Regions from separate parts of the Homo sapiens genome. Here region 1 is linked to region 2. The links are chromatin loops, found by intact Hi-C in ENCODE. Cell type or tissue: CD4-positive, alpha-beta T cell. All regions are shown on one strand. Links, peaks and the distances in the headings refer to the core of each region. The heading gives the core; the rest is flanking DNA. Region 1 has its middle 44 kb from the start of MIR6080. Region 2 overlaps CEP95 (centrosomal protein 95).

What was found. A loop is a pair of places that touch in the nucleus more often than their neighbours do. Peaks named below come from ENCODE experiments on the same cell type or tissue, not always from the same donor. Only the 100,000 strongest peaks of a DNase experiment are listed, where the experiment ranks them.
Region 1: a loop joins it to region 2, with 2.6 times the contacts of the local background. A loop is called at or near these places in 2 of 110 quality-filtered maps.

The regions. Positions count from the first base shown.
Region 1 is chr17:64,728,249-64,744,545 of GRCh38, reverse strand. No RefSeq gene overlaps it. Among named protein-coding and RNA genes, the nearest start is that of MIR6080, 44 kb to the left of the region's middle. In CD4-positive, alpha-beta T cell, for the core only: CTCF peaks have their summits at 7,270 and 7,470 (motif pointing right); a DNase peak (open chromatin) is centred at 7,475.
Region 2 is chr17:64,523,978-64,540,274 of GRCh38, reverse strand. CEP95 (centrosomal protein 95) reads right to left here. Exons shown (of 20, transcript NM_138363.3): 9 at 14,393-14,505; 10 at 14,075-14,204; 11 at 13,011-13,164; 12 at 10,848-10,987; 13 at 9,257-9,349; 14 at 8,253-8,385; 15 at 7,267-7,436; 16 at 7,084-7,158; 17 at 5,538-5,690; 18 at 3,527-3,673; 19 at 3,163-3,234; 20 at 2,329-2,672. The coding sequence ends at 2,496. Among named protein-coding and RNA genes, the nearest start is that of CEP95, 25 kb to the right of the region's middle. In CD4-positive, alpha-beta T cell, for the core only: no CTCF peak of the experiment used is centred there; a DNase peak (open chromatin) is centred at 5,904.

The DNA of each region.
Region 1 (16,297 bases), core at 3,569-11,568, 200 kb before region 2:
AGTTCCACTCTTGTTGCCCAGGCTGGGGTGTAATGGCATGATCTTGGCTCATTGCAACCTCCGCCTCCCAGGTTCAGGAGATTCTCCTGCCTCAGCCTCCCAAGTAGCCAGGATTTCAGGCATGCGCCACCACACCAGGCTAATTTTGTATTTTTAGTAGAGACCGGGTTTCTCTATGTTGGTCAGGCTGGTCTCAAACTCCTGACCTCAAGTGATCCACCCACCTGGGCCTCCCAAAGTGCTGGGATTACAGGCATGAGCCACCACGCCCAGCCAAGATGGTCTTTTTCAACCCTTTGGCTTAGACTAAAGTTGTAAGTGACCAATGACTGTCACCCTACTCTGTTCTTGCCCATTCTTTCAACCAACGTCTCAACCACTCAGCAAAGATTAACTTAGGGAACACAAAGCTAATTCATTTTCCTTCCTTTCTTTCTTTTTCTTTCTTTCTTTCTTTCTTTCTTTCTTTCTTTCTTTCTTTCTTCCTTCCTTCCTTCCTTCCTTTCCTTCTTTCTCTCTCTCTTTCTTTTTTCTCTCCCTCTCTCTCTCTCCTCCCTCCCTCCCTCCCTTCCTCTCTCCTTCCTTCCTTCGCTTCCTTCTTTCTCTCTCTCACTCTCTTTTTTCTCTCCCTCTCTCTCTCTCCTCCCTCCCTCCCTCCCTTCCTCTCTCCTTCCTTCCTTCCTTTCTCTTTTTTTCTTCCTTTTCTCTTTCTTTTCTTTCTGGTAATTCTTTAAAATGTATTTTTGGTAGTTACAGAAATAATACTTATTTTAGAAAATTTGAAAAACAGAATACCACAAAGATTAAAATAATAACCTAAAACAATTAAAATAATAACCTAAAATTCTACCATTGGATTTTATATTTTGGCCTGAATAAGAATTCTTAACCTGTGTAACCTGAGATCCAAGATAGGTTATGGGGCTCCTGAACCTCTGAAACTGTATGCACAGTTTACTGTTAAATACATGTGGGTGCTTTTCAAAGAAAGGGGATCACAGCCTGGGGAAAATTAGGCCCTCAAAGGCAGAGCTACCTTCAAAATATTATGAGTTTCAGGTGTAGTTCCTTTCCATTTCTTTTCTTTTTCTTGTTTTGTTTTTCTTTTTTTGTTTCTTTTGAGACAAAGTCTCACTCTGTCGCCCAGGCTGGAGTGCAGTGGCGAAATCTTGGCTCACTGCAACCTCCGTCTCCCAGGTTCAAGCAATTCTCCCACCTCAGCCTCCCGAGTAGCTAGGATTACAGGTACCCGCCACCATGCCCAGCTAATTTTTGTATTTTTAGTAAAGATGGAGTTTCACCATATTGGCCAGGCTGGTCTTGAACTCCTGACCTCAGGTGATCCACCTACCTCGGCCTCCCAAAGTGCTGGGATTACAGATGTGAGCCACCACGCCCAGCCTATTTTCTACACATTTGTAAATATGCTTTTTGCTTTTTTCTTTTCTTTTCTTTTTTTTTTTTTGACGGAGTCTTGCTCTTGTTGCCCAGGCTGGAGGGCAATGGCGCAATCTTGGCTCATTGGAAACTCCACCTCCCAGGTTCAAGTTATTCTCCTGCCTCAGCCTCCTGAGTAGCTGGGATTACAGGCATGCACCACCGGGTCGAGCTAATTTTTGTATTTTTAGAGATGGGGTTTCACAATGTTGGCCAGGCTGGTCTCGAACTCCTGACCTTGTGATCCACCCACTGCAGCCTCCCAAAGTGCTGGGATTACAGGCATGAGCCACCGCGCCCGGCTGCTGTTTTTTTTTTAATGTCACTCCCTGAGCCTAATAGGTAGTTTAAGACCTCAGATCAGTGACTGTAACTGCCATTGACTAAAGAACTCCAGTTGGACAGGCGTTTTTGCCACTGTCCCTAAAAGATGGCATTTGGTTGACATTCATTCCAAAAGCATGATGAAACACACTAAAAATCTGTGGTGCCTTTGTCCTCGGAAAGAGAAGATGGCAAGGGTTTATATTTCTCGTTTGGCCAGGAGTTCAGTTTCCCTGCAAGCCCCAGAGGGTGGGTGGTAACAATGGGACATGTTTGGCTCCTCATCCTCCTGCTGACAGCCAGGTCTCAGAGAGGCAAGTCCCACACTTCCCAAACTCTGGATCCGAGCTCTGCCGCCGCCGGAGGAAAGGCTTCTAACTGGTTAGGAAGCACAGAACTTGCCTGGCCTTCACCAGCATTATCAGATCTGTCATTCTCTTTAGGAACTGGCTCTGCTCTAGGCCTTGTTCTTTGCTCCAGAGGTAACAATTGCCATTTTTCTTTGGTATTTCTGCTGTAGTGATCATACTTGCCCTTCTCATAGGAAACCATGGGAATCAGCCCAAGTCACAGCTGGCTTCCAGATGGCTCTTGATCCTGTGACACCACCAACATTCCAATGCTGATTTGCTTGGGAGGTTCAAACTTGGCTTGCCGGGGCACCATGCTTCTGGAACCCCACCCTGGGAGATTTATAGGCAGGCCTTGGAGAGAACAAATCTCTAGAGGTGGGATGGAGCCAAGCAGTTTCCTTTTGTTACATGTTCTAGAATTCTGCCTAAAACAGAAGAGGCTGACCTCATTCTTGCCCCACCCGAAGATTGAGCGGGAATAACTAACTAGCAAGCTATTACTGACATTGCTAAATTACCTAACAAAGAAAGTTCTTCATTCTTTCTGTCTCCGTCTCTCTTGATGTATACTAATATATGTGTATATATACTCTCTCTCTCTCTATATATATATATATACATATGCTAGAAGAGAATTCTTCATATATATGTGCATACACAAGAGGAATTCTCTTCCAGTGTGTGTTCTTGCTGTAGGATGCTAAGTTTGACATAAAAATGATCTAAGAAGATTGTATTCTCTAGGTCCCAGGCTGAGAGTATCCAACCTGTTCAGGTAGAAATGGCCAGTAGAGCTCAAATAGTTTCTTGTTGCAAAGAAATTCTTTGGTGTCCATTTCCTGGAGATTCTGTGGAGGATGCTAGCAGGTTTCTAACATACTTCAGCTGTTCAGGAAATACTTTAAATAATTTCCTGCTCTAGAGAATAGGAGGAGGGCCTGAAAGTTGGAATGCATTACCCTCTTTCTTTACGGTCTCAAATGTGGTTCAGAAGGACCCTTTGCTATTCACACACATGCTCTGAGGCACTCTTTTCTGCCTCTACCAGCCTTTTTATGTGGGAATGTTCTTTTTTTAAGTGTGGCGAGAATCCTAGTAACTTGGACTTCCCATAGCATGCTGGCCTGAGCTTCCTAAGAACTTTACAAACATGAGCTAATTAAGCTTGGAAAGCCCCATGCCAGTCCTCCCGGCTGTTATTGAAATGAGGCCAGCTCTGAGGTGGACCAGCCACAGTTTTTGCCCGGCACAGCAACAATTCAAACAGTGGAGAGGAAGGGAAGCTGGCTGCCTAACGCAATTGAAACTGCAAGGGAGAAGCAAGTTAGGCAACACGTAATTCATTGCCTCCTTGGTTTGCTTTAGTCTAACAGTGGGGCTCAGATTTTAACTCAGTATTTTAACTGGGTCAGTTAGGCCTTTGTCCAAGATTTCAGGCAATAGCCCCAAAAGTCTAAGATTTTGCTTTGTTTTGAGATGGAGTTTCACTTTTGATGCCCAAGCTGGGTGCAATGGTGCGATCTCAGCTCACTGCAACCTCCACCTCCCAGGTTCAAGTGATTCTCCTGCCTCAGCCTCCCAAGTTGCTGGGATTACAGGCGTGCGCCACCACACCCAGCTAATTTTGTATTTTTAGTAGAGTCAGGGTTTCACCATGTTGGTCTGGCTGGTCTCGAACTCCTGACCTCAAATGATCCACCCGCTTCAGCCTCCCAAAGTACTGGGATTACAGGTGTGAGCCATTGCGCCCAGCCTAAGATTTTGCTTTTACCTAAAGCAGTGGTTCTCAATCGAGGGAGATATTGCCCCCCAAGATGACATTTGACAAAAATCTGGAGACATTTTTTTTTTTTTTGAGATGGAGTTTCACTCTTGTTGCCCACGCTGGAGTGCAATGGCATGGTCTCAGCTCACTGCAACCTCCACCTCGTGGGTTCAAGCGATTCTCCTGCCTCAGCCTCCTGAGTAGCTGGGATTACAGGCACCTGCTACCACGTCTGGCTAATTTTTGTATTTTTAGTAGAGATGGGGTTTCTCCATGTTGGCCAGGCTGGTCTTGAACTCCTGGCCTCAGATGATCTGCCCACCTTAGCCTCCCAAAGTGCTGGGATTACAGGCGTGAGCCACCGCGCCTGGCCTGGAGACATTTTTGGTTGTCACTTCTCGGGGAGGAGGATGCTACTGTCATCTAGTGGATAGTGACCAGGGATGCGGCTAAACACCCCATAATGCACAGAACAGCCCCACAATAAATAATTTTCTGGTCTAAGATGTCAATAGCGTGGGGGTTAAAACCCCTGATTTCAAGCTTCAAAGTGACTCAGCGTTGGCTTGTCTCCTCTGTGTTAGCCCTAAATCTTAGCCTTGTGACCTTTCAGCCCACTCAAGTCTAGGATCTAAGCTCATGGCAGCACCCTGAGCCTCTTGTGGGTTCCTGAGCTCAGCCCTCCCATCGATGCCTCTGTGGGTGATGACATTGTCCTGAGCTTCTGGGTGACGAAGACATGCCTCTCACTGTGCCATAGGTTCCTGGGAAATTGGATGCCTCTGCGTCTTATGAGTGGGCTTTCTGGAAAAGAAACCACTTGTGTAGTTCCCAGTTGGGCCCCAGAGCTTTGAGGTCCTGTGTTCCTCGCAGTGAATACAGTGAGGCGTCCCGTTTCTCTGAAGAGCCCATTCAGAGAACAGCTATTTACTTCCTGCCTCCTCCGGGCCCAGCTGCCAGGGAGACCCCAGGCTTCAGCAAGAGGCAGCTACAGGGAAATTCAGCCAATGGAAAGATACCAGGGAATTTAATTTCAGCCTTTCCTTTTGTAAACTTAAAAGACATTCTCTCATGAGAAAGCCTGGGAAACCTTCACTTCAGCCAGGGAGACTCCTCAAGCAATCCCCCAGTCTCAGCCTCCCAAAGTGTTGGGATTACAGGTGTGAGTCACTGCACTCCGATCCAATTTACTTTTTGTTGTTGTTGAGAGACAAAGTCTCACTCTGTTGCCCAGGCTGGAGTGCAGTGTTGCAATCTCAGCTCATTGCAACCTCTGCCTCCCGGGTTCAAGTGATTCTCTTGTGCCTCAGCCTCCTGAGTAGCTGACAGGTGTGTGCCACCAGGCCTGGCTGATTTTTGTATTTTTAGTAGAGATGGGGTTTCACCATGTTGGCCAGTCTGGTCTTGAACTCCTGACCTCAGGTGATCCACCCGCCTCAGCCTCCCAAAATGCTGGGATTACAGGCGTAAGCCACTGCACCTAGCCAACAATTTACTTTTAAAAGGTGAAAGTAAAGCTGGTGACAATGAAAAGGGCATGTCTTTGCCCTTTTCTGCCTAAGAGATTAAAACGTGGACAACAAGCAATAGTCTTTAACTCTAGTCTCCCTGCCTTCTCTTCCTCTGTTGTCCCACACCAGTCCTCACAACCACCACAGGGTGTGTGTGTGTGTGTGTTTGTTTTATGAACTTTGTTCGCCCTTAAAATAATAATTCTCCTAGATTCCTCCCTTTCTATTGTCTTTATTTTATTAAGGTACAACTTATTTAATTTTTTTTTTTGAGACGAGTCTCGCTCTCTCACCCACATTGGAGTGCAGTGGCGCGATATCAGCACACTGCAACCTCCACTTCCCAGGTTCAAGGGATTCTCCTGCCTCAGCCTCCCAAGTAGCTGGGAGTACAGGCGCCTGCCACCATGGCTGGCTAATTTTTGCATTTTTAGTAGAGACAGGGTTTTGCCATGTTGGCCAGGCTGGTCTCAAACTCCTGACCTCAGATGATCCGCCCGCCTTGGCTTCCCAAAGTGTTGAGATTACAGGCGTGAGACACTGCAGCTGGCTTTAAGGTGCAATTTGTATTCAGTAATGAGTGTGAACTGCTCTAATCTGAAGTGTGCTGCTCAATGCTTCTTTTTTTAGACAGGGTCTCACTCTGTCATCCAGGCTGGAGTTCAGTGGTGCAATCTTGGCTCACTGCAACCTCCGCCTCCCAGCTTCAAGTGATTCTCATGCCTCAGCCTCCTGAGTATCTGGAATTATAGGCCCAAGTCACAGTGCCCAGCTAATTTTTGTATTTTTAGTAGAGATGGGGTTTAGTCATATTGCTCACGCTGGTCTCAAACTCCTGGACTCAAGTGGCCTCAGTCTCCCAAAGTGCTGGGATTATAGGAGTGAGCCACTGTGCCCAGCCACTCAATGCATTTTTACCTACATGGACACCCAGGTAACCACTATCCAGATAAAGACATAGAACATTTCGGCCGGGTGTGGTGGCTTACTCCTGTAATCCCAGCACTTTGAGAGGCCAAAGCAGGAGGATTGCTTGAGTCTAGGAGTTCAAGACCAGCCTGGGCAACATGACAAAACCCCGTCTCTACAAAATACAAAAATTAGCCAGGCGTGGTGGTGTGCACCTGTAGTCCCAGCTACTTGGGAGGCTGAGGTGGGAGGATCACTTGAGCCAGGGAGGTCAAGGCTGCAGTGAGCTGAGATTGCACCACTGGACTCCAGCCTGGGTGATATAGTGAGACTCTGTCTCAAAAAAAAGAAAAATAAAACTAACATGCCTCCTCTATCTAAAACACCAATATGAAGAACAACGATATTTCTAAAACTTCAGAGCTACGTGTCAAAATGAATTCACCCCAGAGTGCACCAGGCATCGTCAGATTCTCTTCACTAGATTCAACCCCCGGGGTGCCTAAGTGGCTTCCAATCTGTGCTGTGGATGGACAGTGAGTGAATGCTTTTGGTTTTACATAGGAAGGGTGAGGGCCGGGCACGGTGGCTCACTCCTGTAATTCCAACACTTTGGGATGCCGAGGTGGGCAGATCACCTGAGGTCGGGAGTTCGAGACCAGCCTGGCCAACATGGAGAAACCCCTCTCTACTAAAAATACAAAATTAGCCGGGCATGGTGGTGCATGACTGTAATCTCAGCTACTCGGGAGGCTGAGGCAGGAGAATCGCTTGAGCCCGGGAGGCAGAGGTTGCGGTGAGCCGAGATCATGCCATTGCACTCCAGCCTGGGCAATAAAAGTAAAACTCCATCTCCACAAACAAACACAAACAAAAACATAGGAAGGGTGAGAACAAATGTTTTTCATTCTAATGGTTTAGAAAGACAGAAAGTGGAAGTTACTGGTTAAAACAAACACACACATCAACAAAGTATTTTTTTTCTCATGGTGGGCCAAGATTTTATGCATGTCAAAAACATGAACAGAGGGCATAGGATTTGCTATGAAAAGCAACAGGGGGAGACTGAGTTCCGTGTGTTGTGGGCGAGGGAGGTATAGTATTTGTGAAAGCTGAAGACTCCCTCCTGACTGGAAAACCGCCACAGGGAGGCAGTAGAGCTTAGTGGCAAATAGCGTTGGCTCTGGAATCAGATTTGAATTTCAATCCAGCTCTGACACCTAATAGCTGTGTGACCTCCAGCAAGTTGCTTAACTGCTCTGTGCCTCACTTTCCAACTCAGCAAAATGAAGATAAAACTAGTGTCTAACTCCTAGAGGTGCTTTAAAGGTGATTTGAATACCCAGCTCAACAAGTAAGCTCTCAGTCAGTGTTATTTTACAAAGCAGGAGTTGAAAGGGGCAACTAATTTCATTTCAGATAGATAGAGAGATAGATAGATAAATAGATAGATAGCTGTTGGATAAATAGATTTTTTTTGAGAGCATACTATTTTTCAAGCTGCGCAAAATGGTTTAACCCAAAATCTAAACAGTTGCTTAAACAGCCTTTTTCCAGCCTCCACCTACAATCATGTCCCTTCTGATCATAGAGCAGATTTCAACAGCTCCTTCAGAGAAACCAGGCCCTCCACAATGTTATTCTTCTAGCTCTTTCTTGTCATGCAAAGGATGTATAATTTGTTCCATTTCACTCTCTCTCTCTTTTTTTTTTTTTTTTTTTTTTTTTTTTGAGACAAGTTCTCAGTTTGTTACCCAGGCTGGAGTGCAGTGAAGCAATCATGGTTTACTACAGCCTCCACCTCCTGTCCTCAGCAATCCTCCCACCTCAGCCTCCCAAGTAGCTGGGACTACAGGTGTGCACCACCATAGCTGGCTAATTTTTATATTTTTTGTAGAGACAGTGTCTCATTATGTTGTCCAGGCTGGTCTTGGTTTTGAACTTCTGGCCTCAAGCAATCCTCCTGCCTCAGCCTCCCAAAGTGTTGGGATTACAGGCATGAGCCACTGAGCCCAGCCCCATTTCACTCTTGAGTGTGGAAAACTTCCTTTTAGCCTTTGCAGTGACTATAGATAGACAGATGGAGATAGATAGATAGGTGATAGAAATTTAGAATACTTAATACCTATATATTCTAAATATATCTAATATATATGCATATAATAAATACATTATGATATATTATCATTACTTATACAATTTATTTTGGGTATTCTACTTGGAGTTTTACCTACAATTTCACCGAGATTGGGAGATCTGCTTTTTTCAGCTTTTTCTTATTCAAAGTTTCAAAGTAAGAGCTTAATGTGAAAGCTCCCAATGTTGCGTGTCCATTAATTACACTGAGTGTCTAAGCTTGGGAGAGGGGGAGTAGTAAGCTCTTGGCTGGTGGTTAAACTGGTGATTGGAGGCATTTAGGGGATTGATAACATTTCTGGAGGGGGAGGGGGTCAGTTGGATGTGTAGGGATCCCAGTGATCAGATGGGAGGAATTTAGATTTAATCCCTGATTGGATTGTAGTTCACCGGCTGGGACTGCAGGCTGGTTTATAGCAGTGGATTCCATGTTGATGGAATATCAGACTCCTTGTTTCTGAAAGGAGTGAGAGAAACTGCATGAAGGGGCTGGGTGTGGTGGCTCACGCCTGTAATTCCAGCACTTTGGGAGGCCGAGGTGGGTATACCACTTGAGGTCAGGAATTCGAGACCAGCCTGGTCTACATGGCAAAACCCCATCTCTACTAAGAATATAAAAATTAGCCATGTATGGTGGTGTGGGACTGTAACCCTAGCTACTCAGGAGGCTGAAGCATGAGAATCACTTGAATCCAGGAGGCAGAGGTTGCAGTGAGCCAAGATCGTGCCACTGCACTTCAGCCTGGGCAACAGTGTGAGACTGTGTCTCAAAAAAAAAGAAAAAAGAAAGAAAGAAAAAAAAAGAAACCGCATGAAGGATTCTGTCTGTTCCCCAGTAGCCCTAGGAAATCAGACTTGAGCTTGAGCCCTGGCAACTTCTGAACTGTTCAGTGAGGATTATTTGGGGCTGGAGACATCTTGAATGACAGCTAACAACCATAATAGTGAGCACTTACTGAGCAATTACTATATGCAAGGCACTGTACCAAATATGCCTCATGCATACTCAAACCTCTCAGGATAGCCTCATTACAACCCTATAAAGTGAGTAGTATTTAGAAGTCGTTTTTAAGCCGGGCGAGGTGGCTCACGTGTGTAATCCCAGCACTTTGGGAGGCTGAGGTGGGTGGATCGCCTGAGGTCAGGAGTTCTAGACCAGCCTGGCCAACATAGTAAAACTCTGTCTCTACAAAAAATACAAAAAATTAGCTGGGCGTGGTGGCGGGCTCCTGTAATCCCAGCTACTAGGGAGCCGAGGCAGGAGAATCACTTGAATCTGGGAGGCAGAGGTTGCAGTGAGCTGAGACCGTGCCATTGCACTCCAGCCTGGGCAACAAGAGCGAAACTCCATCTCAAAAAAAAAAGTTCTTTTCACAGAGGAGAAAACTGAGGCACAATGAGGTCAAATGATTTGCCAAGGTGTAACCAGTTTGTCTAATTTCACCTTCTCCCAAGGACCAAGGTGGATGGTGTCCCGGGCTTGTGCTTTGCAGTGGCTCCTGGACAAAGGCTTTTGTTGTTGTTGTTGTTGTTGTTGTTGTTGTTGTTGTTGTTGTTTTTAGACAGAGTCTCCCTCTGTCGCCCAGGCTGGAGTGCAGTGGCGTGATCTTGGCTCACTGCAACCTCCGCCTCCCAGGTTCAAGCAATTCTCCTGCCTCAGCCTCCCAAGTAGCTGGGATTACAGGCGCCCGCCACCTTGCCTGGCCAGTTTTTGTATTTTTAGTAGACACGGGGTTTCACCATATTGGCCAGGCTGGTCTCCAACTCCTGACCTTGTGATCCGCCCACCTCAGCCTCCCAAAGTGCTGGGATTACAGGCGTGAGCCACCAAGCCCGGCCGGCCAAGGGCTTTTGACAGCTGACAAGTGGGCCCACAGAAGCGGACTCCCCAGGAACACCCTGGAGGGTGCTGGAGGAGCGCAAACTGATTGCATCTGGCAAAGGGACAACATCCTTTTCTGTAAGTTTGGGGACAGCAAGAGGTGAGTTTAGGGTAGGAAGCTGAGGTCTCTAAAAGGTGCTGGCCAGGACACGGGCCTCAGGGCTCTCTCCAGAATGAATCAGCTCCCTGCTGTCTGCTGCCGATTTATTTATTTATGAGGCAAAGTCTCGCTCTGTAGCCCAGGCTGGAGTGCAGTGGCATAATCTTGGCTCACTGCAACCTCCGCCTCCCAGATTCAAGCAATTCTCCTGCCTCAGCCTCTGAGTAGCTGGGATTACAGGCATGAGCCACCACACCAGGCTAATTGTTGTATTTTTAGTAGAGACAGGGTCTGGCCCTGTTGGCCAGGCTGGTCTCAAACTCCTGACCTCAAGTGATCTGCCTGCCTCGGCCTCCCAAAGTGCTGGGATTACAGGCATGAGCCACTGTGCCTGGCCTTATTTATTTACTTATTTATTTATTTTTGAGGCAGGGTCTCACTCTGTCACCCAGGCTGAAGTGCAATGGCGCCATCACAGCTCACTGCAACCTTTGCCTCCTGGGCTCAAGTGATCCTCCTGCCTCAGCCTCCCATATAGCTGGGACTACAGGCGTGTGCCACCATGCTCAGCTAATTTTTAATTTTTTTTTTTTTTGCAGATATTGGGTCTCACTATATTGTCCAGGGGATCCACCTGCCTCAGCCTCCCAAACTGCTGGGATTACAGGTGTGAGCCACCATGCCTGCCTGGCCTAGAGGAAAGTCTTTTTTTCCTAAAACTTTTTTTTTTTTTTTTGAGACAGAGTCTCACTCTGTCACCCAGGCTGGAGTGCAGTGACATGATCTTGACTCACTGCAACCTCTGCCTCCCGAGTTCAAGTGATCCTCCTACCTCAGCCTCCCAAGTAGCTGGGACTACAGGCTAACTTTAGATACCCAGTAGAAGAGATAAGGCTGGAGTCCAAATGACCAGTAGGAATGGTGGACGTTGATTGAGAGATTTTTGGCACTGCGGCTGGGCCCGATACTCAGTAACTCTAATAGGCCAACCATGACCCCTTAAGGAGGAACTGTTGTTTCCATTTTATACCTGGGGAAACTGAGGCTCATAGAAGTTAAGAAAGTTGCTCCAGATCCCACAGCAAGCCGTTGTCTCTTCCTAGCCAAGGGAGACATTACACGAAGCACAAACAAGCCCTCTGGGTGGACATGGTGACATTTGGTACATGTGCAGTCTCAGTCTCGTTCAAGAGCCTGAAATGAGTCATCTACAAATCAAAGAACCAGCCTCTCCGGACACACGATGAGGCCGGTTTGTACATTAGGAGGAGCTGGACCCAGATAATGTGGTTCCAAGCAGAGAAGATGGCCTTATTCCAACCGCGTCCCCTCTGCAAGCCCTTGGGAGCTGGCCAGGCCCAGTGACCCGTGGAAGAGGGGATGCTGTGCCCTAGTGTCCAAGCAGCACGGCTTGGCTCAGTCCACTGGGCTTCTTCCAGCTCACAAACCTGTTTGTTTTTACCCTTCAATGTGAACCAGATGTGGGCACCTCGCTCTCCAGGAGGTCCCTCGCCCATACACCCCCCAGCAGGCATCATTGGCAGCTGCAGCTGATGGACCAGCCTCCTCCCTGCTCTCCGGCCTCTCTCACCCCTACGCCCCCTCCCTCACTGCACCTCCTGCACCTTCCCTTCCCCCAGCATGATTTGAAACAGGAAATGACACTGGACAGATCTCAAAAGTCCATATGTCCTGGACACTCTCTCTAGGAATTTCCTGGGCCTCCAGCTTGCTCTATGTGTCATGTCCTTCCCACTTACAGTATCTGGGGGGAAAGAAGTGCTAAAGGAAAATGAGAGTGAGCGTCCCTCGTCCCCAGTGCTATCTTATCCCATTGTGATCTTTGGCAAGTGATTTATCTATGTCTGCATGGACTCGTGAATGCAATAGGTTATAATCCATGACTCTCACTATTCACTGTAATAATTAAATTATTCCCAGTCCGGGTGTAGTGGCTCATGTATGTAATCCCAGCACTTTGGGAGGCTGAGGCGGGTGGATCACTTGAGGTCAGGAGTTCGAGACCAGCCTGGCTAACATGGTGAGACCCCATCTCTACTAAAAATACAAAAATTAACCAGGTGTGGTGGCACACACCTGTAGTCCCAGCTACTTGGGAGGCTGAGGCACAAGAATTGCTTGAACCTGGGAAGCGGAGGTTGCAGTGAGCTAAGATCGTGCCACTGCACTCCAGCCTGGGTGACAGAGTGAGACTCTGTATCAAAAAAAAAAAAAAAATTCCCAGTTTGGCCAGTGGGAGCCCACTCAAGCTCGCAGCTGTGCCCTTTTCCTTTTGCAGTGACCCACCATTCTTTGAGCTTTCTAGTACAAGCTGTTCCAGGAGCATCTGTATTTTTTTTTTTTTTTTTTTTTTGGTCTCAGCCCTGGAATCAGTCTGTTCTCTGAAGATCCTGGTTCTCTTTTTTTGAAAATGGTATTTAGAAGTCAAGATCTGGATGCTACATGTGCTCACTGCTACTAGGATGAGGCTGTTCCGTGTCCCTCTCAGTGGATACAGCTAGGGAATGTGGATGTGTACACATACATGCACACGCACATATACAGTCAAATCTGTATTCGTTTCTTTATTATTTTAAGAAATTGTGGGCTGGGCATAGTGGGTCACACCTGTAATCCCAGCACTTTGGGAGGCTGAGTTGGGCGGATCACCTGAGGTCAGGAGTTCGAGACCAGCCTAGCCAATATGGTGAAACCCATCTCTACCCAAAATACAAAAATTAGCCGAGTGTGATGGTGGGTGCCTGTAATCCCAGCTACTCAGCAGGCCGAGGCAGGAGAATTGCTTGAACTCAGGAGATGTAGGTTGCAGTGAGCTGAGATCGCACCATTGTGCTCCAGCCTGGGTGACAAAGTGAGACTCCGTTTCAAAAAAAAAAAAAGTGTGGTAAAATACATATAACATAAAATTTGCCATCTTAACTATTTTTATTATTATTTATCTTTTTTTTTTTTTTGAGACAGAGTCTCACTCTGTCACCAGGGCTGGAGCACAGTAGTGCAATCTCAGCTTGTGGCAACCTCCACCTCCCAGGCTCAAGCAATCCTCCCACCTCAGCCTCCCAAGTAGCTAGGACTACAGACACATGCTACCATGCTTGGGTAGTTTTTGCATTTTCTGTAGAGATGAGGTTTCACCATGTCGGCCAGGCTGGTCTTGAACTACTGACCTCAGGTGATCCACCTGTCTCAGCCTCCTAAAGTGCTGGGATTATGGGTATGAGCCTCCACACCCTGCCCCATAATTTTTATTTTTATTTTATTATTTATTATTTATTGTTTATTATTATTATTATTATTATTTTGAGACGGAGTCTCACTCTGTCCCCCAGGCTGGAGTTCAGTGGCATAATCTCGGCTCACTGCAAACTCCGTCTCCAACCTCCATCTCCCAGGTTCAAGTAATTCTCCTGCCTCAGCCTCCTGAGTAGCTGGGATTACATGTGCACGCCACTACGTCTGGCTAACTTTTGTATTTGTAGTAGAGATGGGGTTTCACCATGCTGGCCAGGCTGGTCTCAGACTCCTGACCTCAAATGACCCACCCATCTCGGCCTCCCAAAGTGCTGGGATTACAGGTGTGAGCCACCTTGCCTGGTCTAGATCCATGATTTTTCAACTGGACTAAACACTTTCTTCAGGTCTCAGCAGTTGTCTTACTAATGGCCTCTTTCCCTTCCTGGACCTAATCCAGGACACCATGGTGCGTTGAGTGTCCATGTCTCCTTAGTCTCCGCTGACTGGTGACAGTTTCTGGTCTTCTCATGATTAGACTGGGACTGCAGAATTTTGGGAAGAACACCTAAGAGATGAAGTGCCCTCATCCTATCACATCCGGGATGTGTGATATCAACATATATGAGTCATGTTGGAAAGATGGACAAATGGGGATTCCAAAGCTGTTCATCACAGTCAGCGAATGGTAGAGGAAGGATTTGAACTGGGGCCACTCTGAGATGTGTGCTCATTTCCTTAGTTTGAGAAAAAGAACTGTCTGGTGAGGAAAACAAGGAAAGACCTCCGGTATTGAAGCAATGGTGGGAGGTAGAAGTCTGCACCCAGATGAGGTCCTTCAGGCGGGGTGGATTTGCCACCTGTGGCCTCTTTCCCAGGACCTTGTCCAGCCTTGTCCTAGCTTCCCTCTGGTGCAAGTGGCACTATCTTTTGTCCATTACATGGGATTGTCCGGTCTTTGTGCCACTAGTGCAAGGATGAAAATAATCCAATAATCCATCAAAAATGCATGTTTCATGAGAATTCAAGTTATACAAGAGTCGTACTATGCCAGCCAGCAGTCATAGGTCATCTGTACCCTCCTCCCTGTCCTCCCTGCAACCCCGCCTTCAGAGTTCTTACCGGCTCTCCCAGTGGGATGTCAGCAGAGGAGGCCGTCCACATGGAATTGGCTTATGGCTGTTGGTGGCACTGGCTTTCCTTTACCTGCTGTGGACACCTTTGTCTCGTAGTCATCAGGAAAATCACTGTCACTGCATCAGAAACGCTGGAACATCCTGAAGTTTCAAAGCAGAAATTCCAAACCATGTCCTCTGGGCAGTATTCAACTAGCATATGTGTTTCGTTTGGCCCTCACTTAATTTAAAAAACTTAAAATTAGTCCGCAACGTGAAAAAATCAGAAGCTCATCATAAAAGACTGGATTTTGGCTTCTTTTGAAAAATCAGATGTGGTAATAGATGGCCCACATTCCTGCCTGGTGGCATGAGGGCAAGCGGAGTGGCAGCTGCCCCGGTGGCTCGGGCACATGTCCCCACTCCACCCCTGTCCTCTCCACTCTCCACGAATCACCACCCCCAACCTCATTCATTGGTGGTGTCTGCCTGGCCTCTGAAGGCATTTGAGTCCACAGCCCTTGCATGAGATTCTTGCAGTTCATTCATTCACTCAGCAAACGCTTACTGCGCTTCTACCCAGGCCAAGTTCTGTGAGAGGCTCCCGCATCAACAAAGGATACATTGGTGATTCTAGAGCCACACACTAGGTCCTTGATTAACGTAAATCTTGCTGATGTGGGAGCGTGGATGATGGGTCCGCAGCTCAGCCTGGAGGGAGTCAGGGGAGGCATCCCAGAGACACACACCCCTGGGAATTTGGTTGCCATTTAAATTCTTCTTTTTTTTCTTGAGACAGAGACTCACTCTGTTGCCCAGGCTGGGGTGCAATGGAGCGATCTTGGCTCACTGCAAGCTCCGTCTCCCTGGCTCAAGGGATTCTCCTGCCTCAGCCTCCTGAGTAGCTGGGACTACAGATGCGTGCCACCACACCTGGCTAGTTTTTTGGTAGAGATGGGGTTTTGCCATATTGCCCAGGCTGGTCTCGAACTCCTAATCTCAGGTGATCCACCTGCCTTGGTTTCCCAAAGTGCTGGGATTACAGGCATGAGCCATCATGCCCAGCCTGCCGCCTAAATTCAAGTGAGGTATAAAGAGGACCCTGACCTCGGGCTGAGCCATCTGTCCCTCTGGACTTGTCCTGGAGTTTGCTCTCCAATGCCTCATCTCTGTGCTAATTTTGATGGCCTCTTCACAGAGCAGGACTTTCTGTGTTTATCCAGGGAATGTAGAAAACACAGTGCAGGACACTCTGCTGTGGTGCGAGGCAACATCAGGGCTAGAAATATCTATCACGGGCAGGATGGAGGCCCCATTCTTTGGAGCTTGTGTGTATGTTAGCAGGCAACATGAGAAAGGGCCAAAGCCTTGGAGTCAGGTAGACTTGGTTTAAATCCTGGTTTTGCCGCTTACCAGCTATGTGACTGGGTGGTGATTACACTCTCTCAGTGTTTCCTTGACTATAAAGTGGGGATATAGTGTTTATTCCTAAGGTGACTGTCTGTCTGGTTTG
Region 2 (16,297 bases), core at 1,670-9,669:
TGCACTGTAGCCTGAAACTCCTGGGCTCACGTTGATCCTATGCCAGCCTCCCAAGTGGCTGGGACTACAGGTGAGCACCACCACGCTGTGGTGCAGTCTGTGGGATTGGCAAGGGAACCTAAGATGTTTCTCCTCCCCACTTAAGTATTCTTAATGCTTTTTTTTTTGGTAGGAGTCTTGCTCCATTGCCCAGGCTAGAGTGCAGTGGTACAATCTCAGCTCACTGCAACCTCCACCTCCCAGGTTCAAGCGATTCTCATGCCTCAGCCTCCCAAGTAGCTGGGATTACAGGGTATGCGCCACCATGCCCGGCTAATTTTTATATTTTTAGTAGAGATGGGGTTTCACTAATGTTGGCCAGGCAGGGCTTTTCATTAATTTTAAATATTGTCTGGTTAGTCCCTTATGATAGATGAGGCATTTAGTTCTAATACCAAGCACCTCACTCTGTAACACCCCCCACAGGACTTTCCAAATGCATGACTGTGATGAATCTTTCCTGGGCTGCTCCACGCTGACTGGCTTGATGCACACAATCCACAGCACTTGAATCGCACTGTCCTCTGCTTGCTAAGCTAGTCTGGTGAAGTGATCTTTATTTGCTTTTGATTTTTCAAAAATATGTTGTCTCCTATTTTCTGACCTTTGCTGAGCAATCCTATTCCTTCCCTGACCAATTCTCTCATAAATTCTTTCTCTTGTTGTTTATTCCTGGTTACTTTTTAGCTTGGTAAAGAGCACCAGTTCCCACCAATCACCAGAACTAGCAACTTCAGTCTTCCTAAAATATTTTACATTTAAAAAAAAATCATAATAAAAGCATCGTTAGGCTTGTGTTAACAGATCTAATGGTATTATATAATCTACCACTCAAGAGTCACATCTGCCATGCTTCCGGATCTTTTCTGTATCATATTTATATTGCATCATATGTATAATACCCACTCATACCATGTTTTTTTCTATAAAACTGCGTATTTTGTAGTCTAAAACTTTTTTACTCAGTATTTTATGGCTATCTAGATCTACTTTATCTTCTGCTTAACATTTTTTAGAACTTATGTTCCAGCTCTTGCGTATCTAGCCTCATCTTGTGCATTTCCTGTCCTTTCCATTCACCTGTGCTTGCTGAATTGTCACAACACATCACAGGGGTCTGTATGTCATTTACTGTGCTCCAGACACACCCAGTCCATCAAGCCTTTCCCCGCTGGAAGCTCCCGCCTGCCTGGTGGCCCACCCTTCTGCCAGTTTCCATTCCAAGAGCTCAGCACTTGGAACCACAGCAGTTGATCCAGATGTCTTCTCTCTAGGTCAGTTTTCACTGCTTCAGGCCTCCTGGCCTCTCATCATACATACACTCATCCGCACAGCACTCTCTATGCTCTAATGGAAGCCTCTCTCTGCCACTCCCTGGCTTCCAAGTCCCCATATCCTCAACTGCTCTGAAGCTTCCTCTAGCTTAAAAGAAGTGTAGCCTTCCCTTTTCATTGATGACGCCGCCCCCAAGTGGGTTTTTTTTCCTCGTATTCCTCCATACCAGATATGAGGCTGGTGCACTCTTGCCCACTTGAAACCCATCATCATGCCTCCTTCCCACCTCAAGTCACTAATGCGTCTTTGAATGACAGCCTGGCTTTCCACCCTTTATCTATCTATCTCTTCTCACTGCTATCTATCTATCTATCTATCTTCTGCCAACCAACAGAAACCATAATGCATTTTTTATTATTTTTTTGAGAAAGAGTCTCACTTTTGTTGCCCAGGCTGGAGTGCAGTGGTGCAATCTCAGCTCACTGCAACCTCCACCTCCCAAGTTCAAGCGATTCTCATGCCTCAGCTGAGTGCCACCATGCCTAGCTAATTTTTGTATTTTTAGTACAGACAGGGTTTCACCATCTCTGTACTAAACCAGGGAAACCAGGTTTGGCCAAGCTGGTTTCGAACTCCTGACCTCAAGTGATCCACCCGCCTCAGCCTCCCAAAGTGCTGGGATTATAGGCATGAGCCTCTGCACCCAACTGCCGTAATGCATAGTCTCTCATCGTCCAGCCATGTTATGAAGTCTACACATACATGGTATTGTCAAGGTTCTCCGAGGCCCACCTCTGATAACCACCCACCTTTCTTCTCTCATGAATCAGAAATAATATAGTATTTTTTTGTCCTCAAGTGCTAATTCTTAATTAATTATTTTTGTTGACTTAAAGCAACAAACTTCAGGAGCTGGCTGCTCACACAAGGCTTGTTACTTGCTTTAGCACAAATACGACTAATGATTATTTTCCCCTTTTCAGGTGTCAGGTCATAAATTCAAAAGCAATAAGCTTTTAGAAAACAATTTTTATTTAAAAAATCATAAAAAGTACTGGAATGAAAATACAGGTAAAGCATTTGAAAATTATTTTTCTGGCTTAGACTGTTTACTGGCTCGATTCTAGCTCTGTCCTGGTAAAGGCCTCCAGAACCTTCACCTACTATTATCAAGTCTGGCCTCATAGGGAGGGACTTTTACTGTACTGAAAGGAAGCCAGCTGAAGCCGAGATCTGAAGCGCTCAGCTTCCAGTTCCCGGAAGAAAACATCATCATCATTCTGTGTTATCATGTCCTGCAGCTGCTGAATTTCCTTCTCCATCTTAGATCTCAGCTCCCTCTTCACCTTATGTAATGTCTGAAAAAAGAAGGCATGTCATCCCGCTGTTCACAGCATTTATCCAGGCCCTCATCTATTGTTCCCTCTCCATCTTCCAGCTAATCAAACTCCTCCAAAATTTTCAATAATCTAGCAACAGCAGCTCTTACAGAGACCTAACTAAAGTTAAAATCATAGGATAAAAATGTCTTGGGTCATAGATGGATTGCCTTATTAGTCTTCTCTCCATTCCCTTTACAGGTATAATACATTTGGTTTTCTACTTCCTAAAAATGTAAATTAGTCATGTGTCACTTAATGATGGAGATATGTTCCAAGAAATGCATCATTAAATGATTTTGTTGTTGTGCAAAATGTCAGTGTACTTACACAAACCTAGAGAGTACAGTCCACTGCACACCGGGGCTATATGATACAGCCTATTGCTCCAACCACCAATGTACGAGGTCCCTTGCTGAAAGAAACATTGCCATGCAGTGCATGACTTGGCTTCTATCTTAATTATTACCTGGGCCTGAGATTTCTCTCTGGCTTTAAGTTCTTGATGTTCCTGTGATATGGCTTCTGCCAGCAATGAAAACTGTTTATAGGAAGAAAAAAAACAAATATTATATTTAATGTTTGTAGTCCAAATGTAACATTTCTTAATGTTCACAGGCTTAAAATCATTTTAATGGAAATAGGGAAATATACTGTACTATGGTCAGGTATTATTTGATCTTAAATTTCAATCTTGAAATGGGGTCCTCTAATCTGTAGAGTGCAAACTTCAGTTAACACAAGGTTTATTGTCAACAGACTAAGCAAGTTTTGCCACAAGGGCAAGTGGTCAGGACTAAGCACAACAGCGTAAGCAAGTGCCAGGAGCCCACCTGGTCCTTATAGTAGTTCTCCATGGAGTCCAGTTCATCCTGGTGGCGTCTCCTTTGTTCATCTCGCTTTTCTTTGGCATAGTTTCTTAGGTCTCGTAATCTTTGCTTTTGAATGTTTAAACCTTCTTCAAACAGTTTCTTAAATATCTGTCAGTTATTTAATCGTAAAAATAGTCATTGAGGAATATCATTTTGGCCAACTAGAGGTATATACTGATTGTATTTCCCAAGGTTTTTTTTTTTTAAATACTAGTTTTATTCAGATGTTTTGACATACCATAAAATGTACCTCCTTTTTCTGAGACAGGTTATTGCTCTGTCACCCAGGCTGGAGTGTAGTGGGGCAGTCACAACTCACTGCAGCCTTGACCTCCCAGGCTCAAGCAATTCTCCCACCTTGGCTACCCAAATAGCTGGGACTATAGGCATGTGCCACCACGCCTGGCTAAATTTTTAATTTTTTGGAGAGATGACGTCTCACTATGTTGCCCAGGCTGGTCCCAAGCAATCCTTGCACCTCAGCTTCCCAAAGTGCTGGGATTACAGGCGTGAGCCACTGAGTCCAGCCTTACCCTTTTAAAATAAATAATTCAGTATGTTTTATTATACTCAGTTGTGCAACCATCACCACTACAGAACATTTTTACCACCCCAAAAAGAAACCGTATACTGACTAGTGCTCATTCCCCCTGTCCCATCCTTAGCAGTCACCAGTCTGTACTTTCTGTCTCCATGGATTTGCATATTCTGGACACTTCCTAAAAATGGAATCATGTAATTCGTGGCCTTTCGTATTTGGTTTCTTTCACTCCGCATGTTTTCAAGGTTCATCTATACTGCAGTATGTATGAATACTTCATTCCTTTTTATTGCCAAGTAACATCCTACTGTATGAATGAATGCACACTCTTTATCCATTCATTAACTGATGGACACTTTGGGTTGTTTCCCCTTTTAGGCTATTATAAGTAATGCTATGAACATTTGTGTTTTTTGTGTGATTATATAGCTAGGAGTGAAATTGCTGGGTCATAGGGTAACTCTATATGACCTTTTGGTAACCTTCTGAGGAACTGCTAGATTGTTTTCCAAAGCAGCTGCACCATTTTACAGCCCCAAGTTCTCCACATCCTTGCCAACACTCGTCCTCTAACTGTGGTTCTGAGTCGTATTTCCCTAATGACGAAGGTGTTCATTATCTTTTCATGTATCACAGAGGTTCTTTACAACCTTCAGAAAAGCAGTGTCAAGCAGCCATGTACATAGGGTAAGAACGCCAAGAGCAGAAACATGCCACACCTACACATGTACATCACTGAGGAGGGGGAGTGATCATTTGGGGAGGCCACCGGAAAACACACTGCTCAAAGGGCTTGGATATGCGCACTTGTCCTCCCTTCATCAGTGTAAATTCTGGATAGAAAAACTGGTTCTGACGGCGACGCATTCATGAGCTACAGACAAGTTACTTACGCTCTCCTCAAAGCCTTCCTCTAGAAATATGTCCAAGTCTTTAGTAAACTATAATTACTAAAATATTTTACAGATGAAATTTATTGCTAGCTTGGGATCTCAAAAGGTTAATCATTTCACAGCCTGATTAGGATGACATAGCAAATGTCATCCTTGTGGAAAACCCCTCACAGCACAGCTGGACACTAGTCCTGATTTTATGTGGAATGCAAGGTCATGTTATCACACTAAATTTGTCTCTCACATGTTCCCAAACCTCTAAAGTAGTTTTACTGGAGAAGTACCTGTTATGTGTAGGAGGCAGGGAGGAAGTAAGACTTCACATTAAGATGAGGGACACGGAGACTGAGAATGGACGGGAATGCACAATGGAGTAAGAAAATGAAGTGTGGCCAAGCAGAACTCAGGGCCAGCACTATAGGACTTCAGTTTAGATTTTGGATTCAAATTTGGACAAGAGTCACGAACAAAGAAGGTGGTCCTGAAAGATAACAAAGTTCACCTTCTTAACAGGGCTGGACAGAAAAGTCAGACTTACCATTTCTTCCCGGGTCCTCATTCTCATCATTTTTGCACACAACTGAACTCTATAATCATCATAATATTTTCGAGCACGAACGATTTGCTGTCGATTTTCTTTTATCTTTGATTGGGTCAACCTTTGCCTACGAATGCAGTCCTTGAAGTCTTGCTAAGAAAGGGAAAGGGGAGGGAAGAGAAGGGTAAGGACAAGAGGAATGCAGATTCCAGCGTTCTCATCTGCCTCACTCCCCATCACGATGTCTTCAGGCAGTATGTCACGTGTGGGGGGCCAGTGGCCCCAGAAGCCCTTCAGCCTTTGGCAGCTTTATCACCTCAATCTGAAGAGCAGCTCCAATAACACCCCACTGCAGCAGAGGGCAGCAGTGATCCTGGGCACTCCTGTGGAACTGAGGGCTCACTCCCCATGCCACCAGGAAGCTGCTAACAAGGCTGGCCCAGATGCCACCTCACAAGGAGTAGGAAAATGGCACACCCAGACTTTCAAGCAGAGCCTGAGCTGCCAGGAGCATTTAGGCAAAAACTAAGGAAATTAGACAGTATCTGACAAAGGAGTGAAAATAAAATGGGGTCATGTACATAAAGCCTCTTATGTAGGTGTTTCAGATACTAGTGTTTTTTCCCTCCACAGGAAAGTACCATCTGCAGTTCCTGAGATGTCTTCCTGGAACTGTTCAGTATTACAGTTCTCATGGCTTATCTCTACTCCACACTCAGGCAAAGATTTTTAAATCTCTCCCTTTGGCAGATTGTTTCTGACCTCCATCCTCTCCCTTCGTAATTCTCTAAGCACAATTCCTAGTCAAAATTATAACGGAGGCTGATAAATCCTGGAGCTCTCTACTTGGGACCTGAGAAGGATGGGAGAGGGCAAACAGCACTAAGTTCAGCTGCTTGGCACCTAGATGGGTCCATGGAGTCCACAGACAGAACTGGATTAAAATCTCAGCTGTGTCCCTTGCTTATCAGTGAGACCCAGGGCAAGTTACTTAGTATCTCAAAGCTTCAGGGTTTTCATTTCATAGAAAACATCTCTAATACATTACTATGAAGACTAACTGAAACTGTGTATATAAAGTACCTAGCTCTTCCTCCTGCCCATTTTGGGTTTGTGTGTTTTGTTGTTGTTGAGACAGGGTCTCACTCTGGCACCCAGGCTGGAGTGCAGTGGCAAGATCATAGCTCACTGCAGCCTCGCCCTCCCACGTTCAAGTGATCCTCCCACTTCAGCCTCCCAAGTAGCTGGGACCACAGGCAAATGCCACCATGCCAGGCTCATTTTTTCCACACCCATATATATATTTTTAATGACAGGGTCCCACTATGTTGCTGAGGCTGGTCTCAAGTGATCCTCTCACCTCAGCCTCCCAAAGTGCTGGGATTACAGGCATGGGCTATCAATTTTGGTTAAAGACCTAGGCAACACTTCCACATGCAGGTGTTAAGAGGTTAAGGGTCTGTGCAACTGTTGCCCAGCTAGCACAGATAAAGGGAATGAATATAACAAATTCAGAATTATAATACCCAACTTGCTCTTGACATACCAGTCTCTTGTTATGTTCATATTCTTTCTTGACAAGGGTAGTAAGGAGGTCATGCCTTCTTAGGGCTTCTTCTATCTTGAAGGGGGACATGAAGTTAAGTAGGTTAATAATGCTGTTCACTAAATTCTTAAGGATAAGCTCTTCTCATTTAAATTCCTATGCTTAAGACTGACAGTAACTTACTTCATCTTGGAGTTTCTTCTTTGATCGATTTTCTCTACATGCTTCTTTCTTAAGCTGTTCAACCTGTGCAATTTGCTGTTTCCACATTTTGCTTAGTGTTGGGCCAGAAACATAAAGAAACGGAAACTGCTCCAGCATAAGGGGCAGGAGACTGTGTTCACTTACTTTCACTGCAAGGTAAAATAAGATGTTCTTAATCTGAGACGTGGACAAGAACTGTCATCCAACATCCCTGGTAGATCAAAGCTTATGTAAGTGATGTGGTTTTGATCCTGAAAAGAACAATTCTAAATGTACTTATAATAATTTGCATTACTCCTCTGATTGGAGTAAGCCAACTACTGGTAAGGATAAAAATAAGCTCAATAGTTCTGGATTGATGCCATGCTGGTCCTGGGAAGTCCATCCTAATTGCTCAGCCGCTTCAGTGCCTGTGGGTAGATTCTCTACGTACGGTAAAACAAGACTCCTCAACCTTCCCGGTAGGCAAGTGCTTAGAAGAAAAAGTTTCTGGTCTAAAGGATAGAGTAGGAGGGCCAGCAGTCTTTGGGTGTAACAGGAAGCCTGGCATTTCTCATGACTTTGTTTCTTGTAACAAGACTCTACACTCATTGGCACTGTCAATATATAGGAGGTGGACAGGCCATCTGCTTGCCTTGGAGCATCCCTTTCATTCTACCAACCTCCCAGAAATAGACAAAAAGGCAGTCAAAGTGAGTAAGCACACGAGTGAGGCTAACGCTGGAGCAGCAGGTGGCAGTCCTGGCATTCCTTGGGTGCCAATATATAGGCCTCCCTGAAGTACTTCCTTATTGAAGAGTTTTAGCCCTCTACGGAAAACCAGCCACATGGCAGTGATTGGGAAAAAAAAAAAACTTTCTTCGGCTAACTGGTGGATGTTAGCTTTCAGTGCTGTGTCCTTGGAATGTTGCACATGCTTTCAAAGGTTGCCAGTTTTCCATAAAGTACAATTCTGTGGTTCTTACTTGGAACTGCTTTATTTGGCTTTGGGAGGCCACCTCTTAGACTCTGCGTTGTGGTTTTTCTAGAGTAAATCTTCCAGGGCTGACTACATTCTGGAGTTCCTTTACGAACAGCTTCTCCTCTGTATATTTTTTCCTTAGAAGCAGATATAAAACAGAATAAAAATAAAAGGTCTAACAGTTCTTTCATACATCATCTTAAATATTACATACTGACAAAAACAGCTAACGGTAGTTTTTTAGTTTTTTAGCTAACAGTAAGCCAAACCACCTTACTTCAAATTTGTAAAATCTGGTTAATATTCATTTACTCTAAGTTAAATGCACCTTTTGGCCTCTGGCATCCCTTGGAATTTGAAAAAGCACTGAATCTTTTTCAAGTTTCAGTCACCATAGTCCCACACCCTAAATACAACCACTATTAATCTTTTTTTTAACCATTAATGTTTCAATGTACTTCTCTTTTTCCATGTAGATTTAAAAAATTCTCAGGCAACTATGCAGTATGCTTAGTTGTAACCATACTGTACTTTATATCCTGTTTTGTTCATGAATATTTTAGCATAAGCATTTTCCCCATGATTTCACTTAGTTTCTGTAACCATTCTTTTGAAAGGCAATGAAAACTTCTGTTTTGGGTTTCTTACAACCAGGTCTATAGCCAACTAGGATGTTCTGTCTTCTCTTACTCTTCTTTAATTTTGTCAGCCTAGAGTAGTTTTTAAGCCCCTGGTGAACTGCTAAGTCAAATAAACCCTTAAAAACTGATGGGAAGTTTTAAGTAGCGGAAAAACACTACTTTTCTTTGGAACCATGTCTCGTCATATTTTAGCAACCTGAATGCCTTATTAATAAGCAAGTCCTGTATCATGACATGAAATCCTGCCTTTTCCTAAAGAGCTCATGATTAAGGCCCTGTTGGCCCCTTCTTCTTTTAAAAAGATCATCTTTGTACTTCCCACTCATCTGATCAAATGGCATTTATTACAGTGGAGACTTTTACCCACTGTTTCCTCCTCCTTCTCATGTATTCTTAGAGGTCCAATATTCTCTTGAACTTTATGTCTTCTTAGTTCCCTTTCAAATGCTTCAGTAAACGCCTAAAGGGGAAAAGGTCATATATTACAGTTATTAAAAACATACACAACGGGCAGCACCATGGCTTAGCTGGTTAAAGCACCTGTCTAGTAAACAGGAGATCCTGAGTTTCAATTCCAATGGTGCCTCAACCGAGCATCCAAGCTCTTAGCCGCGTGCGGTGAGGATGAGACAGGTGGATCACCTGAGGTCAGGAGTTCAAGACCAGCCTGACCAACATGGAGAAACCCCATCTCTACTAAAAATACAAAATTAGCTGGGCGTGGTGGCACATGCCTGTAATCCCAGCTATTCGGGAGGCTGAGGCAGGAGAATCGCTTGAACCCGGGAAACGGAGGTTGAGGTAAGCCAAGATTATGCCATTGCACTCCAGCCTGGGCGGCAAGAGTGAATCTCCACCTTGAGAAAAAAAAAAAAAAAATACAAAAGAGGAAAAAAATTCACCTAGGATACCTGCCACCCCTAAAATATCAAGCTCATTCACTTTTTAAAAAAATTCCTTTCAGACTCTATATCACAAATGTATGGTTTTCTTGTTTTGTTTTTTGAGACAGTCGCACTCTCGCCCAGGCTGGAGGCAGTGGCACAAACTCAGCTCACTGCAACCTCCACTTCCCGAGTTCAAGTGATTCTCCTGCCTCAGCCTCCTGAGTAGCTGGGACTACAGGTGTGCACTGCCATGCCTGGCTAATTTTTGTATTTTTAGTAGAGATGGGGTTTCAACATGTTGGCCAGGCTGGTCTCGAACTCCCGACCTCAGGTGATCCACCTGTCTCACCCTCCCAAAGTGCAGGGCCACTGCACCTGCCTCACAAATCTCTACATTACTTTAACATATATAATTGGGACATAAAATGAAATTTTACATCATGCGTTTTTTCTGTTCTCAAGTTTTTGCAATCATTTTGATACTCTCCTGAGTGGAAGTTACATGCTGAGTTACAAATGAGTGTAAGATGTCTGAATTGGTTTTAGTTTTTCACCATTATAAATCCTACCGCATTATAAAACCTACTACTGCAAATAAGTGTTCTAAATCCATGCTACATTTCAAAATCCACATTCCACAGTGGAAAGTCTTCCTAGGTAATCATACCAATCTCCCTGTTGTTGAATCCCAACCACCTCCTCTCATTCCTGTCTTGGGTACTTGATCTCATCTTCTCTGTAACTCAAGTGGCCTTTCACGTTTAATCCACCTCAAATTCCCTTCATCTCTGAAGCTCACTCTGAAAATAACAACTCACACTGATCTCCTCTTTCTTAATCTACTGGAACACCAAGCTATGTCCAGCCAGGTTATTTTTTTTAAGAGTTTCATGAGTATAATTTTATGCTAACAAAGACATAAGCTATGTCACATAGCTCTCTATCATCCACTCCGCTCAAGAATATTAAATGTATTTTAAGCCTAAATCAACAGCATGTTCATGGTAGCATCTGGCTGAGGGGAAATGGTACTGGCTGCTGCTTAATGGTAGTCAAGAGATGGGGAAGAACCTGTGCTTGGAATTGGCGGACATCTGTTTCTCTTGGCTTGCGCTGCCTTTTTCTCTCCAAGTGGAACTGTTTGTGTTTGTTAACTGGAGATGGAGAGAGCGAATGGGATCTGTAGGGTGGCTTTCTACGCATGGAAAGTCCTGCAACAGAGAAAAGACATATAACATTAGTTCCTGATAGCCAGAATGTTATGCTGGAAACCAAAGTTGGTTTTCACTAAATCCAAAGAGACTGATGAGTGAATGTGCTAAAGGGACTCTCTCCTGTAACTAACTTGAATTGGTATGGTAACACCAAGTAAACAGACAAATGCATACAAATGTGTACTGTCTCAAATACTTAGCTTCTACATTCAACTTTGGATATTCAACATGTGGAATGCCTCCTATGCACAAAGGACTATGGAGAGTGCTCTTGGTGATAGGGGGAGATGCAAAGAGAGAAAAGGTAAATTATCTGAGCCACGCATCTGCTATCCTTTTACCTATCTGGGTCCTGAGAAGGTGGGATGTAAGCATACATATCTATCTTATTATATATGCTTATAGGCAAAGTTAATGTGTTAAGCATTGTCTAAGTGGTCTCAATTTTTCCCTACTTAGCAATCTAGCCCTCCTAATTGCACACTGCCAAAGAGATCTAATAAACCATTTCCTTCTACAAACCTTTTTATCCCATTGTCTATAGGTGTGTCTGGGGATCTGCTAGTTGTGAAGAGGGTGACTCCAGTGGGAAAAGCACTTCAACATAGCCTTAAGACCAAGGAAGCTAGTTTGGTACCTTTATAAATAAATTTTCCGAGCTTATTATTTTTTTCACATGCTTTTAATTCAAGTCTTTCACATTTCAAATTCTAAGATGTATTTTTAAAAACTGACTTGCATAATCTATTTTAAATGATAGCTGCTCATGATGTATTTTTCTCTAGAAACTGAAGACGCACTTGAAATAATATTTTAATTTATAACCTGTTTTCACAATAGGATACCATGTGTATGTACATAAAAAGGGAAAGGAAGAGGTTCCTGGATGAGGGTGCCTAGAAATTAGCTGAGTCCTTTTAAAGGGAAGAGAGAGGAAATAATCAAGAGAAGGAAAGAGCATTCTTGAAGGAGTAAAAAACAACTGAAAAAGTTAAGGAAGTTGGATCAGAAAAAGACTATTTCTGAAGAAACAATGGATGACCAAAGTAGATAAAACTAAATGTAAAATATGCAGGATTTTAGTTGGTGGAAGACAGGATAATTGGATTTGAACAATGGCATATCAAACAGTAGAAGTATCTGCAAAGACACGGCAAACCAGAAACTGCTGATACGAGTATAAAGCAGTGCAATCACTTTGGTGGGCAAGTTGGCAGTGGTGAAGAAATGTAGGCCTTATGATCCAGCAATCCTACTAGATGGAGATATCACAGAAACTCTTACACATATTCTAGGCTGTTCATTGCAGAATTTTTATAGTAATGAAAACTGGAAACAACATGTCCAGCAATAGGGGAAATAGATAGTGCTACACGCGTGTGTGTGTGTGTGTATATATATATATATATATATACACACACACACACACACATTAAGTGGCACACTGCAAGAACTCAGTCATGTCCAGCAGTAGGGGAAATGGATACTGCTATACATATACCCACACAAAAGTGACACACTGTAAGAACTCAGTTACACTGCAGTTAAAATGAATGAGCTGGATCTGTAAGGATCAACATAAATAGATTTCTAAGACAATGTCAGAAAAAAACGCAAGTTGCAGAATAATATATACAGTATGTAAATTTTTAAACAACATAAAACAATACTATGTTTAGACAAGTAATGCATGAGCTCTTAAAGTATAAAAACAAGGATCAGAAGAAAAGATGCCAACTTTAAGACAGTGGTTGCACTGAGGGTGGGGAAAAGAGATCTGTGGGGAGAGCAGAGGGGGTTTCTACTGTTTTATTTCTTAAACACAAAGGGGCTAAAGCAAATATAATTGTTAACACTTGCTACTTCTAGATGGGGAAGATCCAGGTGTTTGATATTACTTTTGATCCTTTTATATATTTCTCAACTATTTAAAATTAGAATATAAGTTATTAAGAACAGATGGAACTGCCTAAGTAGTTCACATGGATGTCCCCCTTCTCAGTCTCTCTGGGGTAAGTACCTGGCCTTGACTTCTTTGGCCCATACTCCACGATGCCATCACTGTGCTGAGACAGTGTCTCCTCAGTTCCATCCTCTACCTCCTCATTTCCAGTATTTTCTTCTTTATGGTCAGTCTTTTCTTTAATCCGATCACCCAGAGCACTTTTTAACATCTATTGAGAAAATTCTTTTCAACATCTTTCACTGATTTCAGCAGAATGTAAATTCGTAGGAGTAGGCAGACCTTTAAAAAAGCTTCCTTTGACAGTCACTAATAACAAGTTTTCAGACGCTTATGCATGTTTAATTATTTACTTTTATTTTGAGACAGGATCTCACTCTGTCACCCAGGCTGGAGTGCAGTGGTGCTAGCTGGGCTCACTGTAACCTCTGCCTACTGGGTTCCAGTGATCCTCCCATCTCAACCACTTGAGTAGCTGGGATTACAGGCATATGCCACCAAGCCTGGCTAATCTTTTATTTTTTGTAGAGATGGGGTTTTGCCATGTTGCCCAGGCTGGTCTCAAACTCCTGGGCTTAAGTGATCCACCTGCCTCAGCCTCTCAAAGTGTTGGAATTACAGTTGTGAGCCACCACACCTGGCATACATGTTTAGTTTTAAAAAGGTGTATATCAGTGCTATGGATCACTAAGTTTCAATAAACTTTAGAAAAAGTCACGTAGGGATTTAAAACATTCATTCAATGATACCTTAAAACTGTAATATTGTATTTTGTGAGAATCAGTGATCCATCCAATTTTATACCAGATCTGTCTTTAGCGGCAAAGGGGAACTATAAAGACATATCTAAAGAAAAATGGCTTAACATAATCGTTTATGTTAAATGATTTAGTTTTCATCAGAATTCAATAAAATTTGGATAAATCTGCACCAAATTTAGTTAGATCATGAAACGCTGAGAGATCACTTCCTGTTCTACCTGCTTGACTTACGGAACATTTTCACAGTAACTATTAATAAGACACAACTAATTTTCTAATACCTCACTTTCAATTGAGAGATTACTTAAATGCTCACTTAACCCATGGGAATCTCAATATAGATGAAAAAACAAGACTTGCCCAATCTAGTTCAGAAAGCCGCTGAGAGAGTTTTTCTGATACATCATGTAATTCTTGTTCTGTTAATCTCTTTCTTGGCCTCTGGGGGAAAGGTGAATTGCAGGATGAGGCTGTAGCTCTGTTTTCATTTCTGTAATAAAAGTGACCATTTGACAGTAAAATAGCTAGGTGTCTATTATTTAGTTTAAAATAACTGTAATACGTACTTTAACAAATACTTCATTCTGGTCTTCACAGCTAAATTTGGAGATCATGCCCCTGCATTTTCAAATTCCTTTGTAAACAGACTGTAAACACTGAAGTCTGCAGTAATGTTACCTTTTTCCTTTGGGAGGCTTCCTTGTCCTAGGCCCTTGGACCTGAGCTGGATATACTTCCCATTTGCTGCCTTTAGGCAACTTGGAAATTAAGAAAAGTCCATCATCTAGATCCTATTAAAAACAGAAAAAAAGTTGATTTGAAAAAGCTACAAATAAGAAACATGAACTTTCTGGGAGTGAGGAAGGGAGGAACTGTGGCACAAAGCTACGTGCCTTCAATCTCCGTGTTTTGAAGTGCATTTGTCAAAAGACCCTATTGACACCCAGTGCACCAAAGGACTGGAGCAATGTCTAGAAACTTGTGCTCAGAGAACAAATGTGGCTCAGGATGCCATTCAAATAAAAACACAGGCCAGGTGTTCTCTAAATATGAAATTTCAGGGATTACCACTATACCTGAGCAACAAAAAAATTATCACTAGTACAAAGTATTCAAGTGGCTATCTTTTGTATCAATGTCAATAAAGGCTGTCCAAAATTGAAACAGTTAAAACAAAGACAACACCTCTCAAAATATGAATATAAACCCTTAACATTTTAAATTTCCTTTTTTTTTTGAGACAGTTTTCCTCTGTTGCCTAGGCTGGAGTGCAATGGCTTGATCCGCCTCCCAGGTTCAAGCGATTCTCCTGCCTCAGCCTCCCTAGTAGCTGGGATTACAGGTATATGCCACAACACCTGGCTAATTTTTTTGTGTATTTTTAGTAAAGACGGTGTTTCGCATGTTGGCCAGGCTGGTCTCGAACTCCTGACCTCGAGTGATCCACCCGCCTCAGCCTCTCAAAGTGCTGGGATTACAGGCATGAGCTACCGTGTCCGGCTAAATTTATTTCTTGGTCTTAGAGATAATCTTTTAGAAAATACTTCTTGTGATGAAGAAACATTTAATGTTTGTTTGTTTTTTTGTTTTTTGAGATGGGGTCTTACTGTCACCCAGGCTGGAGTGCAGTGGTGCAGTCTTGGGTCACTGCAACCTCCACCTCCTGGGTTCAAGCAATTCTCCTGACTCAGCCTCCAGAGTAGCTGGGATTACAGGCACCTGCCACCGCGCCTGGCTAATTTTTGTATTTTCAGTAGAGACAGGGTTTCACCATCTTGGCCAGGCTGGTCTTGAACTCCTGACCTCGTGATCCACCCACCTCAGCCTCTCAAAGTGCTGGGATTACAGGTGTGAGCCACCGCACCCGGCCATTTATTTAATGTTTAATGATATCTTTAATTTCACTTCATTATCTTTTTCTATTAAAGTAAAATTAAATACCCTTTAGTAGGCTGGGTATGGTGATTCATGCCTATAATCTCAGCAATCTGGGAAGCAGAGGCAGGCAGGTGAGGCCAGGAGTTTGAGACCAGCCTGGCCAACATGGCAAAACCCCGTCTCTACTAAAAATATTTTTAAAAAAAATCAGCCAGGTGTGGTGGCACGTGTGCCTGTAGTCCCAGCTACTTGGGAGGCTGAGGCAGGAGAATCACTTGCCTGGGAGGTGGAGGTTGCAGTGGGTGCAGACTGCACCACTACACTCCAGCCTGGGCGACACAGCGACACTCTGTCTCAAAAAAAAATAAAACAAACAACCTTTTACTAAATAGCAACTAAAATATAATCATATTTTAATAAAACTTTTAAAATAAAGTATTTCTAGCTCAATGAATTATTTGAAAATAAACACTCCCCTTTAACTGCCACCCAGGTCAAGAAACAGAGTATTACCAACTCAGAAATATCTCTAAAACCCCCACTATGATTCCCCCAAAAGTAAACATTATCTTATGACTCCATTTTAACACCTCTTTTTATCTAATCCCTCTCCTGTTTAGATGCACAGAATGTTGAGAATGTGGTCACCTATTGTTAATAATGCTTATTTCATCTCTGTACTTTTAATGCATTGCTTGAATGTTT